Linked DNA regions of Homo sapiens: region 2 is linked to region 1. The links are chromatin contacts, found by Hi-C or POLR2A ChIA-PET in ENCODE. All regions are on one chromosome and are shown on one strand. Each heading gives the region's core, a stretch centred on a gene start or an enhancer-like site at or near the end of the contact. The rest is flanking DNA. Distances are from core to core; before and after follow the strand shown. Region 1 holds the start of HNF4A (hepatocyte nuclear factor 4 alpha). Region 2 holds the start of HNF4A-AS1 (HNF4A antisense RNA 1).

The links. Hi-C counts contacts between places; a loop is a spot of excess contacts on that map. ChIA-PET counts read pairs that join two places held with the same protein, here RNA polymerase II (POLR2A).
Region 2: a loop to region 1 is called in a map of Caco-2, with 2.9 times the contacts of the local background. The contact joins the promoter of HNF4A-AS1 here to the promoter of HNF4A in region 1. A Hi-C loop is called at or near these places in 3 of 168 maps with a recorded cell type or tissue (Caco-2, HepG2 and adrenal gland). POLR2A ChIA-PET finds 5 or more read pairs at or near these places in 7 of 52 experiments (Caco-2, HepG2, OCI-LY7 and 4 more).

What each region holds. Positions count from the first base shown.
Region 1 is chr20:44,354,341-44,358,119 of GRCh38, forward strand. It overlaps HNF4A (hepatocyte nuclear factor 4 alpha), which reads left to right and starts at 1,359. Exons shown (of 10, transcript NM_175914.5): 1 at 1,359-1,513. The coding sequence starts at 1,465. R3HDML-AS1 (R3HDML antisense RNA 1) reads right to left here and starts at 902. Exons shown (of 4, transcript NR_184036.1): 1 at 679-902. It overlaps HNF4A-AS1 (HNF4A antisense RNA 1), which reads right to left. Exons shown (of 3, transcript NR_172878.1): 3 at 2,404-3,779.
Region 2 is chr20:44,394,095-44,397,620 of GRCh38, forward strand. HNF4A-AS1 (HNF4A antisense RNA 1) reads right to left here and starts at 1,568. Exons shown (of 3, transcript NR_172878.1): 1 at 1,359-1,568. All of the region lies in intron 1 of HNF4A (hepatocyte nuclear factor 4 alpha), which reads left to right.

The DNA of each region.
Region 1 (3,779 bases), core at 109-2,608:
GGTTTCACCATGTTGGTCAGGCTGGCCTCAAACTCCTGACCTCGTGATCGGTGCGCCTCGGCCTCCCAAAATGCTGGGGTTACAGGCGTGAGCCACTGCACCCGGCCCCAAAATCTAACGTTTGTTATCACTGTTGTTTTAGAAAAGAAAGGACATTTTAATGCAACCCATGCCCATCTGTAGGGGCTGAAGGTCCCTCTGAGGTGATTGATAAAGCTGAAAAAAGAGACTATGGGAAGAGAAGAGGAATATTATCAATTAGCTATTTTAGAAGCAGGGCAAACTATGAGCTAGGTATTCCTATAAGGAAATGAAATAATTTACTAAAAAACATACAGCAAGAAAATAATAGAGCTGGAGTTTTCTGATTTTTCTGAGTCCAGAATTTGTTTCACTGTTCTCATTTCAGCTCTCTCTAACAGGATGAATGACCTTGATTTCAGAATCCCCAAGCAGGTGGTGAGATCCAAAACTGAGACAAAAGAAACGGGGCTGTTCCAAAAAAAAAGCTAGGTGGCAGGTGTCTAACATGCCAGGGAGCTAAAACAGAGTGTGTGAGTTTCAGCAGCAGGTTGAATTTAGAATGGGGAAGGAGACCAGAGGAGACGCCAGACAGGATGACTTTGTCCCATTGGCCTGGAGGCAGCCCCATGTTTCTCCACCCCTCATATCACTCACCAGTTTGTAATAGTATCTTTGAATGACGATCTGATTAAGGTCCGTCTCCTCCATTAGTCCACAAGTTTCGGGGGTACATCTACTTTGCTCATTTCCATATCCCCAGAGTCTAGCACAAGGCCTGGTACATAGTAGGTGCTCAATAAATATGTTAGATGAAAGGAAGATAACACCTCTATGTACTAGCAGTGAGACTCCAGGCATGCAATTTCTCTCTGTCCTTCAGTCCCTTCATCTCAAGGTTTAATTTAAATATGGTAACGCCTGTATGCAACTCCCAGCATCCAGTAGGCACTCACTAAACACAGTTCTCCACCCTCCTTTTTTCCTCTGCCCCTCCCTCGGTTTTCCCACTACTTCCTGCATGGTGACACACCCATAGTTTGGAGCCATAAAACCCAACCCAGGTTGGACTCTCACCTCTCCAGCCCCTTCTGCTCCGGCCCTGTCCTCAAATTGGGGGGCTGATGTCCCCATACACCTGGCTCTGGGTTCCCCTAACCCCAGAGTGCAGGACTAGGACCCGAGTGGACCTCAGGTCTGGCCAGGTCGCCATTGCCATGGAGACAGCAACAGTCCCCAGCCGCGGGTTCCCTAAGTGACTGGTTACTCTTTAACGTATCCACCCACCTTGGGTGATTAGAAGAATCAATAAGATAACCGGGCGGTGGCAGCTGGCCGCACTCACCGCCTTCCTGGTGGACGGGCTCCTGGTGGCTGTGCTGCTGCTGTGAGCGGGCCCCTGCTCCTCCATGCCCCCAGCTCTCCGGCTGGGTGGGCTTGGCCATGGTCAGCGTGAACGCGCCCCTCGGGGCTCCAGTGGAGAGTTCTTACGGTAAGTGGGGCTGGGGGAAGACTGGACAGGGCGGGACTGCGGTCAGCTTTGGGAGGCCATGGGACACCTCCCCGTGTGTTTCTTACGGGCCCAAAGCTCCTCCTGGAGCTCCTCTGGAAGGGCAGGAAGCCCCACGGAGGCAATGTGACCGCTTCCCTAAGCTCTCAAGCCGGGGCATGGCCTGCTTGGTGCGAGAAGTGCTGGGAGGGGCCGAGAAGCCCTGGGGCAGAGGCTTGGCTCATTTTGTCTGTCCAGAGGCCTTCCTGGGAATGCATCTCAGGGGTCTTTCCAAAACCCCACAGAGGGTGGGGCTTGGAAGCACCGTCCTGTTTCGATGCGGGGCAAATTGAGGTCCACCAGGAGAGGCTTGCTGGGCCTAGGTCACGTTGCTGGTGCATTATCAAGCTGGGCGTGGGACCGGGCAGCTCGGTCGCTCCGCACCTCCGTTGGCTCTGGATAATGGGGAGGAGGTAGAAAGCGCCGCGCAGGGTGGAGCGTTGGAAAATGAGAATATCTTGTGCGGACGTGTGAAACTCAGATGCAGGGCTAGAAAGCATGTGTTACTGAGAGTGAAAGGCTCAGGCTCACTCCTTAGGGTGACCCCCACATTGGAAGCAACCCAATGTCCCTCAGCAGAGGGAAGACGGGTAAATAAAGCGTGAGACGTCTTTACAGTGGAATGCTATCCCATTGTTCAAGGAAACAACGCACATCTGTGTGTGACAGGGAAGAACCTCTCAGTTAAATTAAGTGAAAACGGTACACTGAAGAACTGTGTAGTTGCTGATAGCGAAACGGATATAGATGTATATATGTACACACGCGTATACGTGTACATTCCACGCATAGAAAATTCGTGGAATGACACAATAAAATTGGTGACAGGTTTGTTTCTGAGGAGGGAAATTCAAGAGAATGTTTTATCTTTTGGGGACACATTTTGGATTTTTTAAAAGTTGGGTGCCTTTTATAAACCTGTTCAAATCACACACCCGCACAGAACTTGGTCTCTGGAATCCAGCAGACCTCGGGGTCTAGTTGTGACTCTGTCACACGGCTCAACATTCACGTGCCTCTTGCTTTCTTTCTGAAGTGGAGACAGGACTAGGATGTGTCTTAAGATCATGGTGGATGCCGTGGGGAACAAGGATGTAAAGCCCTTGATACCACGTGCATTGCAAAGACACAATCAACATTTATGTCATCAATTGCTGAGGACAGAGGGCCAGGGAATGACAGAATCAGGGCCTGATCTCCTGACTCTAGTCAGGAAGAATCTTCTTTGCTTTGACCCCCATCAAACAGGAATATGTGATGCACTGGAAATGGCAGAGGCTGAAGAAACCAACAGCCTGGGAACCCATCCCACACACCAGCTGTGTGACCTTGGGCAAGACATTTCCCCTCTCTGAACCTATTTCCTCATCTGTAAAATGAAGATAACAACAGGACCTATCTCCCAGAGAGCGGGGAGATTAGAGGAGATAGCATAGAGGAGATTAAGGGTGAGGCCACCCTTAATCCACAATTTTAAGACCTGGAGTATAGATGCCAATGGATGACTTGGTTGAACCTGTGGCTAGGGGAAGACATTGTCTCTCAAAGGGGCCAGACAGCTTCTGGGGAAGGACAGCCCAGGTCATAAGGCTAAGCTAGGGGTGAACAGAAGGCCCCACAGTGTCTCTTAAAGGATGATACAATAATATAACCTGACAGCCTTTCACTGTCTCCCACGTCTCTGCACCTTGTAGGATGTCCTCATGTCTCTTCATCTCTGCTCCTGTGTCATACTCATTATATAGCAAACATTCAGCAATTATTAGAATGGTTGCTTCTATCGACAGGTAGGTGGGTGAATGGATGGATGAATGGGTTAGTGAATGTTCTACTATTATCTCTCAGACAGCTGTTTCATTTTCCAAACGGCTGTCTGAGATAAATAATATTGTAATCTCCAAGGACAGAAGAAAAAACTAAGGTTCAAGATTAAAAAAAAAACACAAACAAACAAAAAATGTCATCTGACTCGAGACTTGACACAATCCAGCTGTTGCTGGCCCTCTGCTCTAGGCCACAGATATGGCTGGACAGAGAAAGGAGAACTCCAGTGACCTTGCAGTACATCCACAAAAAATGAGCACTTTTGTCCTGGGGCAGTGGAACATTCACTGCAGTGTATGTGTGCCTATGTGTATGTGTGTGAGAGTGGCTGAAAGACCCTGATTTGATATTTTTGATAAAATACACCTGGGTTAGCATCCTAGAT
Region 2 (3,526 bases), core at 318-2,817, 40 kb after region 1:
TGCATTCCCCTGACTTGGGTCTTCCAATGGCTCTCAGGCACCTCTCTGCTTCCAGCCAGCCCTGGGAGGAGGGGGAGAACGGCATGGCAAGGCGTTTGCAGAGCCGTCTTGTTCACCAATGTCTTTCAAGACATTGCCCGGGTCCACAGAGAGCCCACCATTCATTCCCATGCTGGCTGGAGCCCCTGAATACCCGAGGTGACCTTCTGTCCTTGGACAAGTCACTTCCCCCTCTGATCTCCATCTCCCCATCTGTGCAATGAGGGGATGGGGCTGAATCAGTGGTTTTCCAACCCTCAAATAAAATATTAAGACTACATGTAAAAGGGAGTCGCTGGTTGAAGCTGGGCCTGTGGATGCATACCCTTGGCTCCTGGGAGCCTCGGAACCCAGCTTGAAAAACCCCAGCCCACATCCTCCTAAAGATTCTCCTGGCTCTGACACTGCAGAGTTCTAGAACCCCAAGCTCAAAGCTGCCGCTTCCCATCCCTGTTTGGAAAGCTCTCCCCCAGCTGCCTTTATCTCTCTTTGGTAACAGAGCAAATTTGCTCAGGACCCAGCACAGGGGGAACAAGCAGACTGTTGACTCTTGAGCAAAGCCTCTTCTTTGGAGAGCAGCCGAGGTGGCCGTGGGCTATGCGTTGGGAGGCCAGCGGCCTCTTGCATAACCCTGGAGGCCTCCTGCCCACCCAGGCCTTTTCAGGGTTAGGGGTGAGGAAAACCGCAAACTCATGCCCAGTTAATTTTTTAAGGCAAAATCAACAGGCTCAGCAATGATTAGCAGCTGGGTAAGTTGGTCTTAATCAGGCTAAGGACAGGGAGGGAGGAAGGAGGCCCAGGGATGGGGCCCAGTTATCAGTTAACCACATGAATGTTGCTTCCTTCCAAACCCACTGGCCTTCAGCCCCAAGCTCCCTCATCTTCCTCTCGGAAATACTCCTGTGACAAGCCAGTGGCCACCCATCATCGGGTGAACAAGCCAGTGGCCACCCATCATCGGGTGAACAAACACAATGCCACTCATGGTCTGTGATGAAGTAGAAAGTGCTCGTTGTTAAGACAAAGCTCACCCACCACCGCTGCGTGGACTTGAGCAAGTCCCTTTCACCCTCTGAGGCTCCGTGAGGGGCCCCAGGTCTGGGCCCCAAGTCTATGGTTCAGTCTGTGGCCAGCTGCCACTCCCCTGACGGCCTCAGTGTTTCCGTCCACTAAATGGGTGGGTTAGCCAAGGCATCTTTTCCAGTCTTGAAGCTTTGTGGGTGCCTGATTTGATTAAGCCACAGTGGCCTTTGCCGAGTGCAGAGGGTGGTATGAGTGGCATTTTAGGAGCTCAAGGAAGAGAAAGGGAGGGGACCTACCTGGTATCTGCCGTTGGTATCAGCAAGTGTCAGATCCCAGCTCCAGGAAGAGGGCTGTCCTCTCAGATGGGAGGCAGGGGTCCAGTGGGGTGGCTGTGGCTGCAGGGACAGCCTAGCAGAGCCTCTTGGTGGCCCAGACCCCCTGTCCCTGGACCTTGGAAGCCGCTAAAGGAAGCAGCAAGACCAGGCCAGCTGGTGGCTGCCTGGACTGGAGTTTGGTCAGTGGTTGGGGACCTATATTGTGAGATAGTTAGGACTTTGTCCACAAACTGGAATTTGAAATTTCAAAGGGGCAAAACTGAAGGGCCCTACCCCAGAGTAGAGATGGCTCTTGGCTTCTTTCCTCCACGACTTTTGTTCTTTGTCTTGATAAGTCCCAGTTTTCTCTGCACCTCTCCCGGAGTGGTGGGTGGGGAAGAAAAGATAGGAGATAATGGTGTGGTGAGCGCCAAGGGGAAGTGAAGATGCCAAGCAGCCCTGGGGTGGCCAGGCGTGTGGAGGATGCCCCTGCCCCTGCCTATACCCCGGGATAAGGTGCTTTACTTCTCAGGTCCTTGAGTTCCCCTGCAAGACTGAGGCAGTGAAACCACCAGCTCCAGTGCCTTAGAATTCCGAAGTCCTTTCAGGGATTCCAGGAGTCATGATGCAGGCAATGCGTAGAGGGGTGAAGCCCTCAAGCTCTGGAGGCAGACTCGGGTTCAAACAACAGCCCCTCCCTTACGAGCTGTGTGGCTTTGGGCAAGTCACTTCACCTCTCTGAGCCTCAATTTCATCATCTTTAAAATGGGGATGACAATAGCCCCTATCTCAACAGGCAGATAATATGAGAAGGCTAGAAGGTTTTTAGCACCAGGGCTAGCACAAAATTTCTCTGTAAACATTAGACCTTATTATAATGTAAAAGAGAAACAATGTGGTTCGTAGTGGCAGCTCCCTTACCACCGTCCACAGCAGAGGCACAAGCTCCCTACACATGCCTCCCCAACTGCAGGTTGCCCAGGGCAATCCCTTCCCGTCTCAACTGGGTCTCTCTGTGGGCTCTGAGGTCCTCTGCTATCCCCTGGAATCTGCTGCCTCTTGAGCTGGGGCCCGACAGCAAGTGAGCAGAGGTAAAGAACAGCTGCTAAATTGATGGCATTGAGGCTAGTGCTTGTTCATGGCTGGGTGTGTGGTACCTGGAGCTGTCCTGAGCAGGGGTCCTGATTCCAACTGATTATGTGGCCAGTGTGTCATGCAATCAATGACCAATGACAGTGATTGCTACTATTGTACTGTATGCCTACACGTGGTCATTTAATGCTTGAACCATCCCTACAAAGAAGGTATCAACCCAATTTTTCTGATGCTTAAACTAAGGCTGAGAAAAGTAGAAGTTGAGGTCACAGAGTTTGGTACATTGGCACTGCCTGGATTTTAACCTAGATCTATCTGACCCACAAGGTCTGTGGTTTATTCCCCTAAAGAGAGGTCAGGGGAAGAGAGGCTAAGAAGCTTATCTACTCTCTCATTTAATCTTCACGACAAACGACAAGTTAGACCCCTTGTACAGAAGGAGTAACCAAGGCTTCGAAATAAAAACTTGCCTTGTGCAGACAGCTGGCCCTGGGCTTGGAATATAAATAGTCACTGGTATACAGGCACCAGAGACCAATACCCACAGGCTAACACCCACTCAGTCCACAGAAAGAAGCTTAATATTTTTTATAAGCATAGAAATAAAAACCAAACCAATACTGTGACATTTGCTCTGTGACTTCCTGTATTTATTATGTGCTCATATGAAAGCACCTAAGCATTGTCAGGATAATGTTCTTCCTCACTGGAGGGCGTTATGAAGTTGCTTTCTTTTTTCCACTAGTTAAAAAAAAAATCCCTTGGAGGAAGGGAATGAAACTTTTTATAATTGATACATAATAATTGTACATATATATGGAGCACATGTATTTTGATACATGCATACCATGCAAAGTATTTAGGATATCCATCACCTCAAACATTTATCATTTCTTTGTGTTGGGTACATTTCAGATCTTCTCTTCTGGCTATTTTGAAATATAAAGTAAATGATTGTTAACTATAATCGCTCTACTGTGCTATAAGAACTAGATCTTATTCCTTCTATCTCACTTATTTTTGTACCCATGAACCAACGTCTCTTCATCCCCTGA